Linked DNA regions of Homo sapiens: regions 1 and 3 are each linked to region 2. The links are chromatin contacts, found by Hi-C or POLR2A ChIA-PET in ENCODE. All regions are on one chromosome and are shown on one strand. Each heading gives the region's core, a stretch centred on a gene start or an enhancer-like site at or near the end of the contact. The rest is flanking DNA. Distances are from core to core; before and after follow the strand shown.

Region 1 (2,700 bases), core at 98-2,597, 490 kb before region 2:
AAAAAAGCAGAATATAAACCACTTTATGGTGAATGGTATTAATCGGTATTAGTGGTATTAACAGATTAATTAATCTGATCTATAGTAGTAAAATACATATAGAAAATAGATAACAGTATAATTATCTCTGGAAGTTGAGATTACAGATAATTTAAATTTTGTTTTACATACTTTTTGTAATTTCCAAATTCTCTACAATGAGAATTATGATTAGGAGAAACTTATTTTAAAACAAAATGAAACGATAAGAAAAAGCAAAAAGATAAGAAAATCAAAGCATAGATGGAGAATAACTAGCAGAATACTGATTCCTGGATTGTCAGGAAGTTAAATAAAATTAGTCTACATGGCCTTTACATAGTTAGATTTGGTCTGGGACTCTCCCAGATTCTTTTCTTTGTTCTACACAAATCTGGACTCCTATCTAAAATCCCCACTGGGCAAGGTGGCTCACCCCTATAATCCTAACACTTTGGAAGGCCTAGGCAGGAGGATCGCTTGTATCCGAGAGCTTGAGACCAGCATGGGCAACATAGTGAGACCCTGTCTCTATGTAAAATAAAAAATGAGTCTGCCATGGTGGCATCTGCCTGTAGTTCTAGCTACTTGGGAGGCTGGGATGGGAGGACTGCTCGAGCCTGGGAGGTGGGGACTGTAGTGAGTCATGATCTCTGCACTGCACTCCAGCTTGGATGACAGAGCGAGGCCCTGTCCCTCACCCCCTAAAGAAATCCCCAATTATGTCCTTGAGGGATATTTGTTTCTTTAATGTCTATGGGTCATAAAGTTCGGCTAAAAAAAAAAAAGAAAGAAAAACCTTGGCTATTAATTGTATTAATTAATTCACTTTATAATTTTATTCATTTAGCCAACAAACATTTATTTGGTGCTCTATATAAGCCAGGCGCAAAGTTAGGTCCTGAAGATGGCACACCACCTCCAACTCGCCCCCCAAGCCTGAAAGCTTTCCTGCTCAGTTAAAGAAAACACTTCCTCAGAAGCTTACCCATGAGCACAGCCAAGGATTTTGTTGACAGCAATGTGCTGGCAACAGAGGATTCAAATGAATCCCTACTTTTTCACCCAGAAGTCCTTTTGACACGTGTCCAAAACTGAACTCATCATTGACAAACCCATTTAGTAGCAAGAATAGAAATAGGAACAGTATAGAGCTTTTAGAGCAGAATATAACATAAATGAAAAGTGACAATGTGGTTGCTGCTTCATAGAACAGTGCTTGGTGCAAAATGAGGGCTTGAGAAATGTTTGTGAGTGAAGGAGGGTGTTACTTGTAAAATCAGTTCTTGCCCTAGTAGTGCTTTCAGCAGATGTGTGTAAATGAGGAAATGTGACTCTGTTTTAGGTCTTAAGAACAGAAAAAGAGAAGCAGGATGTTTATCACCATGAGCACATAGAAGACCTCCTAGACAAGCAAAGCCGGGAACTGCAGGACATGGGTGAGCCCACAAGTAGAGGCCTCGTTGGTTAGGGTTGGAAGAGCTAGGTTATGGGGAAACACTCAAGAGTCCCCCAGACACAGTAGAAGTCTCAGGGAATATGGCTCTGTCTAAAAACAGGCTACATGTATCCCCTGGAACTCACTGTGGTTTTCACTTCTGTGTTTTTACTCATTCACTAAGCACATTAAACACCTATTGCATGAAAGTAGGAGGCACGGAAAAGGTCAAGTTTGGAACCTGATAGTCTTGCCTTGGGTCCCAGGCTCACCACGTACTTGCCAGGTGCTCTGGGGAGTCACCTAACCTTACCGAGCCTCACTTTGCTATAAAGCAGGAGTCCTAATACTTATTTTTCACACTCAGGATATTCTTCTTGGCCCTGAGTCCCCAAATACCACTCTGTGCTTTCCTGGAAACTTTTCTTCCCAGAGCAGGCAGGCAGGGAGTTTGGCTACCTGATGAGATGATGGGATGAGGGGTTGGCAGCAAGGAAGCTAGGCAGGCATTTGAATCTTGGCTCTGGAGGCAGCTGCTCCAGCTGGTGCTGGAAGGGATGGGAGAGCGCCCAAGGCTCCTGGGTGTCCCTGAAGCAAGTGCTGCTCTCCCACCTTAAATACCATCCTTGCTTCTCTCCAGAATGTTGCAACAACCAAAAGTTGCTTCTAGAATATGAGAAGTACCAGGAGCTGCAGCTCAAGTCCCAGAGGATGCAGGAAGAGTATGAAAAACAGCTCCGGGATAACGATGAGACCAAGAGCCAGGCCCTGGAGGAGCTGACTGAGTTTTACGAGGCAAAACTGCAGGAGAAAACCACCCTTCTGGAAGAGGTACTCACAGGAAGCCATGCTGTGCCTCCCTTTCACAGAGAAAAGCCACCCATTCACTCAGATCTCCATGGCATAGCCACTGTATGCCAGGATGTGTTATACACTGGGTCAGACATGGTTTCTACCCCCAAGGAACTTATATCAAATGGGAGAGACAGCCAAATAACATCGCAAATAAATATAACATTATGACTGTCACAAGTTCTGTGAGAGAAAAATATAGGAAGGCTGGGTGTCCAGTGAACAAGACCAAAGGAGAACAGGGATGGGGTGTTGGTAAGATTGGGGTTGAAGTGGTGGAGCATGAGGCCTGATTTGGTAGGAAAAGAGGGGAGGCAGGAAGACAGGACAGACGGGAAGAAGGTGGACAGGTCAAGGGCCCTGTGGCCATGGTCTCCGTTTCTGGAATGACA
Region 2 (2,700 bases), core at 142-2,641:
CTTAAACAGCCAGGCACTTCCTGTGGCATGGCCCTGTCCAGGTGCAGGAGAGGCTTAGGTCAGTTCAGCTGCTCTGGATGCTTCCTTGTGTCCCTGGGGGTTGAGAGGTGGTTGCTACTTGGTATCTCATTGTGGAGAAAGGGAGGTGCAGGAGGTGATCTTTTCTATGTCAGCTCCCTCCTGGGGCCCAGGGAGGGAAGTTGGCCTTTTTTTTTCTTTGCCCACACTCCACTTGGGGATTCCCAGGGGATGTAGCAAGGGAGGCTGGGCAGAACCAGGCCTTAGTGGATTGGTGAGAGAACACTAATCCATACATCTTTGGAAGAGAGGAACACTTCACCAGCCTTTTTACACAGGATCCCTACCTTTCTCGATGACCCCACTGCCTCCAGGGGTGGGCGCTGGGTTTAATCCCAGCAGTTTTTACTCAACAGCTGACCAGTTTTCCAGAAACTGCACTTTTTTTTTTTGGTCAACCTAATAACTCTTAGGAAACTGCAACTCAGGTGATCCAAATCACACAGACCGGCCCGTTCTCTCCCCTACTGGCTGCCTATGCAGTCGGGTCGACCTCAAGAGAACTGGCCCCAGCCAAAAGCGGCACCTCCCGGCCTGCCAGTCCCTTCCTGCCTTAGGCAGCTCCTCCCAGAAGCCTTTTTGTAGGGCAAACTGCCTTCCCTTTGTAAGGTAGGGCCTTTGGATCCAAGGTTGCAGTTTAAAGACCACCCCGACTTTGTTGAGGAATTAAGTTTTAAATTCCGCCCCAGGCGGATAACACCAGGGCTCAGCCGCAGGAATGAAAAAGGAGTGGGAGGGCTGCAAAGTGTACGTGGGGCTTGGAGGCCTTGTGCCACGCGCGGACTAAAAATGTTCTACGAGTCTCTTAACGCTCACCCCCGTGCCCCCTTACCCACCAGGGCCCACGGAGGTCCGAAGCTTTCGGCCTCAGTGAGCGGAATGGGTGCGCTCACGACCTGGAGGGCGAGATGAGATGTCCCTCGGCGTGAAGTGGCCGTGACTACCCTAGCACTTTGCGTTCCCCGCGCGGGCGACGAAACACGCTCTCGAGGGGAGAGAGCCGTGCGTCCTCTGGGCCGTGAAGCCAGGGGAAGAGGGTTCCTCTAGACAGCTCGATGTGCCCGGGAGAGACACCCACGCTGAACCTGCAAGCTGGGGTGCTCCACCAGCGCGAACCTCTCGCCCCGCACTCGCCGCAGCACTGCTCTCGTGGTAGGCGGGGTGGGCGGGACGGCAAATCCGCGGCTCCTGCGTCTATTGGGCTGCTCGGGGCAGCGCAGCTCCGCATTGGCCAGGCCCTCGCTCCGCCCGGCTTCCGCGAGCCCATTGGTCGCAGGCGCCCGACCGGGTCGCGGCCGCGCGCTCCGCCCGCCGCTGCGTCCCCACTATGGCGGCGCCCATGCAGCCCAGCGCGTTGTGGGCTCCCGCCGGGGTCCCCCGCGGCTGTCGCCGCCGCCTACGCCGCTGCCTCCGCCTTCCTGCCCCGCGTCGGGCCGGGCGCCACCTCCCCCCTGCCTCCCTCTCCGCTGTGGTAAGGGCCTGCCCAGTGCGCTTCGGGGCGCGATGGCTGACCGCGAATAACGGTCGCCGCTCCGCCCCGCCCCTCCCCCGCCGGCCGCGGGTCCCGGGCTGGGCGGGGCGCGGAGCCCGCGCGCTAGTGCCCGGGAAGGCGGGGTCGGGGCACGGCCCAGTCGTCCTTCGGGCTGGGGGCCCAGTACCTGGATGACCTCTCCTGGGTGGGGGCCGCCGAGCCTGGGGGAAAGGCCGGCCGGACGCAGGCCAGGAGGTCTGAGATCATCTCCGTGTGAAACCCCGCAGCGCTGCGCACCTTGGCGCAGAGCACGGACACCGTCATTCGGGCCCTGCTGTGGGAAAAGGAAAGAAAAGTCCAGGGAGCGCCTGAGCGGGAATCGGCAGCGTTTGGGTAGCGGTTGTCATTGCTTACTGCTCTAGCGGGGGCCAGAACTGGGGTCAGTTTGATCGGCAAAGTACGCCTCTCTTGCTTCCTTTCCTTCTGGCACTTTCCCCCGTTGTGTCCTCGGTGCTTTTGCTTGCAAGAGAAAATATCTTAGTGAGGAGGGCAGGTTTGGTTAGGAGAGTGTCCCATGAACATTTTGGATTCCTTTTTACAACAATGTCCATTTTTATGATTCCTCAGTAAGCCTCATTTATGTTTCCTTCACGTATGAGGAAGGAGTGAAACCTGATAACTGAATGTAATTAATTGAGGGAAGGACCAGTGAAGGCGGCTATTACCTCAGAAAGTAAAATACTCAAACTTTTCAGTGGATGTACTGTGAATTATAGATAGCTGGACATTAAGGTAGGAAAAAACTCTTATTAGGTTACTAAAAGTAAGATAGTCCCCATGACAAATTAGGTTGTTTCTAAGGCAGAATTATCTTGTAGAGATGATCACTGAAATGTTTGGTGTACTTTCAAGTCAACAGAGGATTAAAAGGAAGCTGGCACAGAAATTTATAGCCAAATGATACTTTCAAATAATCTCTTAAGGCAATACAGCTCCTCCTATGATTAGAGATTCTTAAGGATATTTTGAGATATTAAGTGGTGAATCTCTCCATTTCGCGTGTCTAACTGTCTAACCATGGTTTAATAAAAATAAAATGTTAACGATGAAACAAGACATTCATGTTCTCAGAGACTAACAGACTTTGTATC
Region 3 (2,706 bases), core at 61-2,560, 410 kb before region 2:
CTCATAAAATGTGTTTTGTATGCTAAGTAGGCTGCTGTTGTTTGAGGCAGAAGAACAATGAGTCACTTGTGTCATGTGCTATTGGGTGTGCTATTCTTCTAGGATTTCAGAGTGACCTGAGCTAAAGCAAGGACCTGATGGAACTTAAAGGCAAGACATCCTTAAAATTCATGCCTGCCCATCTCTCCTGGTCAGCCCTTGCCTTTTAAAGGGCACCACTCCATCATCACACAGCACAGAGTTGAGCTCATTGTTTTCCAGAATAAAATTTCAGATGCATGCTGGATACAAAAGGATTGTTTTTCTTCAATCATTTTTAAGAGTTTGAAGGATGACATGCAGATGAAAGCAGCCTCCCTGGGTGTGCTGGCCTTCTTCCTGTCTAGGTAGTATAGTCTAACAGGCCTTGGGCATAGTTAAGCTCTCTGGCTGTGGATCAAACTGTCTGGGGTCAAAGCTGAACACCATCACTTAACTAACCTGAGGATGCATCTGTTTCCTCATCTGCAAAATGGGGATCATAATAATGACACCCGGCTGGGTGCGGTGGCTCACGCCTGTCATCCCAGCACTTTGGGAGGCCAAGGAGGGCGGATCACCTGAAGTCGGGAGTTCGAGACGAGCCTGAGCCCGACCAACATGGAGAAACCCCATATCTACTAAAAAAAAATACAAAATTAGCCTGTAATCCCAGCTACTCAGGAGGCTGACGCAGGAGAATGGCTTGGACCCAGGAGGTGGTGGTTGCAGTGAGCCGAGATTGTGCCATTGCACTCCAGCCTGGGTGACAGAGCGAGACTCCATCTCAAAATAACAATAATAATAATAATAATAATAGTGACACCCATCTCAAAAGGCTGAGAGTCCATGAGGTGTAGGCATCACCTTTTCCCGGCACCTGTAAACCCGTAGCAACTGTTAGCCATTATAATTGAGGTTTGTTGGTGTTCTAGCATAAGACTCTGCATTGCTGGGTAAATTCCATTCTGACCAAAGTGGGTAAAAGTTTGTTATGCTTTACTAAGTACACTCTGAGCTTCTAACTGCCTGAACCCTATGTGGGTGTTGATTTCAGTTTCTGACCTCACAGGACTCCTCTGGGCCAAATGGCCTTTGTCAAGCAGTTTCTATAAAAGGGACTTCTTTCAGAGCCTTGTTGAATTAACTGGGGCTTCCTTTAAATAAGGGCTTGTTTTTAGAAGCTTTCTTTTTCCAACAAGGAAAAGAACACAATGGATTCCAAGTAATCTCCAGTCCTCATCACAGCTTGTCACAAACACCTGGCACGTCTTTTCTGACTAGAGTGAAAACACACACACACACACACACACACACACACACACACACACACACACACACTAGCTTCAGGGACACAGCCTCAGCCTGATGCTCCAAAAGCATTTACTGCAAACTTCCTCTCACTACAGAGTTATTTCCTGGAAGAACAACAAAAACTGTTTTTGAATTGACAATGTGGCTTTAGTTGCTGCTGAAGTTAAGTGAAAGTACCAACCATTGTTACTATTAACCTAAACAAAATCTTAAAAGAATTACTTTCTTTTTCTTTTCTTTTTTTTGGACAACAACAAGAACAAGATATTTTTCCTTTCTTTGCTGATCAGTATGAAGAATGATTTATCAGTAAAGTCAATTTCAGGCAAAGGCAGAACTTAGGAATTGGGTTAAAGTGTTGCTTATTTCAACCAAAAGAAAACTTTCTAATTTGTTTGGGCAGCATTTACTTGGTTCTTCGAAAAGCAATTGTGACAAACAGTACAGAGAGTTAAGGCACTTATTGGCATATAAAAAGATGCCAGCATTTGGAGTTGCACATAACAAAGAAATATCTTAAATACTTTTCAAAATATTCTAGGAGCCAAGACACAAGGGCATGCTTCAGGAGAACACAGGAATGTAATTTGGGAGGAAAATTGCAACTACCCCTTCCCTTTAAAATCACTGAGCAAAACAAAGCAGCATTCTACTTCACATACTGACTTTACATAGTTTATATATAATAGTTTGACTTTAAGAAGCAAAGATGGGACTCTCACTGTTTATCTTTTATTTATTCTTTTTTATTTTTTGAGACAAAGTCTCACTCTGTCACCCAGGCTGGAGTGCAATGGCATGATCTCAGCTCACTGCAACCTCTGCCTCCTGGGTTCAAGCAATTCTTGTGCCTCAGCCTCCCAAGTAGCTGGGACTACAGGCGCGTGCTACCACATCTGGTTAATCTTTTTGTATTTTTAGTAGACATGGGGTTTCACTATGTTGGCCAGGGTGGTCTTGAACTCCTGGCCTCAGGCGATCTGCCTGCCTCGACCTCCCAAAGTGCTGGGATTACAGGCATGAGCCACTGTGCCGGGCCTCTCACTATTTTGAAAAATAATTGCATGGTCACCCATGTAACCCACCCCAGTCTGGCAAGTTTAATTGGGAGAGGTCTCCGTTACTTAGAAGAGTACCAATTTGACACTTTAATTCAGATAGCCCTGACTTCATTTTTGGGGAGCAACTTAGAGAGGTTCATTCTTTCCCCCCTGACTCATCCTCTGTTGATCCAGTCCCGAATTTCACCAGCTTTTTTATGCATAATTTGCATAACAATTTCACCCAAATGGATCTCAACTGAGCATCATTTCTGCAAGAAGACTATGGAGTTTGTCTATAGAGAAAATTAAATCAAATTCATAGACATTTTTA

The links. Hi-C counts contacts between places; a loop is a spot of excess contacts on that map. ChIA-PET counts read pairs that join two places held with the same protein, here RNA polymerase II (POLR2A). Pooled maps may share reads with other maps.
Region 1: a pooled map shows a loop between it and region 2 (3-fold over the local background). The contact joins the enhancer-like site here to the promoter of ST3GAL3 in region 2. A Hi-C loop is called at or near these places in 3 of 37 single-sample maps with no recorded cell type and 7 of 50 pooled maps. POLR2A ChIA-PET finds 5 or more read pairs at or near these places in 3 of 52 experiments (A549, B cell and activated CD8-positive, alpha-beta memory T cell).
Region 3: a pooled map shows a loop between it and region 2 (2.8-fold over the local background). The contact joins the enhancer-like site here to the promoter of ST3GAL3 in region 2. A Hi-C loop is called at or near these places in 2 of 50 pooled maps. POLR2A ChIA-PET finds 5 or more read pairs at or near these places in 3 of 52 experiments (B cell, CD4-positive, alpha-beta T cell and activated B cell).

Annotation. Positions count from the first base shown.
Region 1 is chr1:43,220,009-43,222,708 of GRCh38, forward strand. It overlaps CFAP57 (cilia and flagella associated protein 57), which reads left to right. Exons shown (of 23, transcript NM_001378189.1): 14 at 1,364-1,457; 15 at 2,097-2,287. All of the region lies in intron 1 of LOC105378685 (a long non-coding RNA gene), which reads right to left. Among named protein-coding and RNA genes, the nearest start is that of TMEM125, 49 kb to the right of the region's middle. RefSeq lists an enhancer at 1,371-1,650. Within about 2 kb of position 1,348, at least 3 of the 41 ENCODE cell types and tissues checked have a DNase peak (open chromatin) inside an H3K27ac peak, as active enhancers do; they include B cell, where a contact is called at or near this core.
Region 2 is chr1:43,706,145-43,708,844 of GRCh38, forward strand. It overlaps ST3GAL3 (ST3 beta-galactoside alpha-2,3-sialyltransferase 3), which reads left to right and starts at 1,392. Exons shown (of 12, transcript NM_006279.5): 1 at 1,392-1,549. KDM4A-AS1 (KDM4A antisense RNA 1) reads right to left here and starts at 1,197. Exons shown (of 5, transcript NR_033827.1): 1 at 915-1,197. RefSeq lists enhancers at 827-1,344, 1,070-1,149 and silencers at 1,280-1,779, 1,810-1,859.
Region 3 is chr1:43,294,526-43,297,231 of GRCh38, forward strand. No RefSeq gene overlaps it. Among named protein-coding and RNA genes, the nearest start is that of TIE1, 5.1 kb to the right of the region's middle. Within about 2 kb of position 1,311, at least 12 of the 41 ENCODE cell types and tissues checked have a DNase peak (open chromatin) inside an H3K27ac peak, as active enhancers do.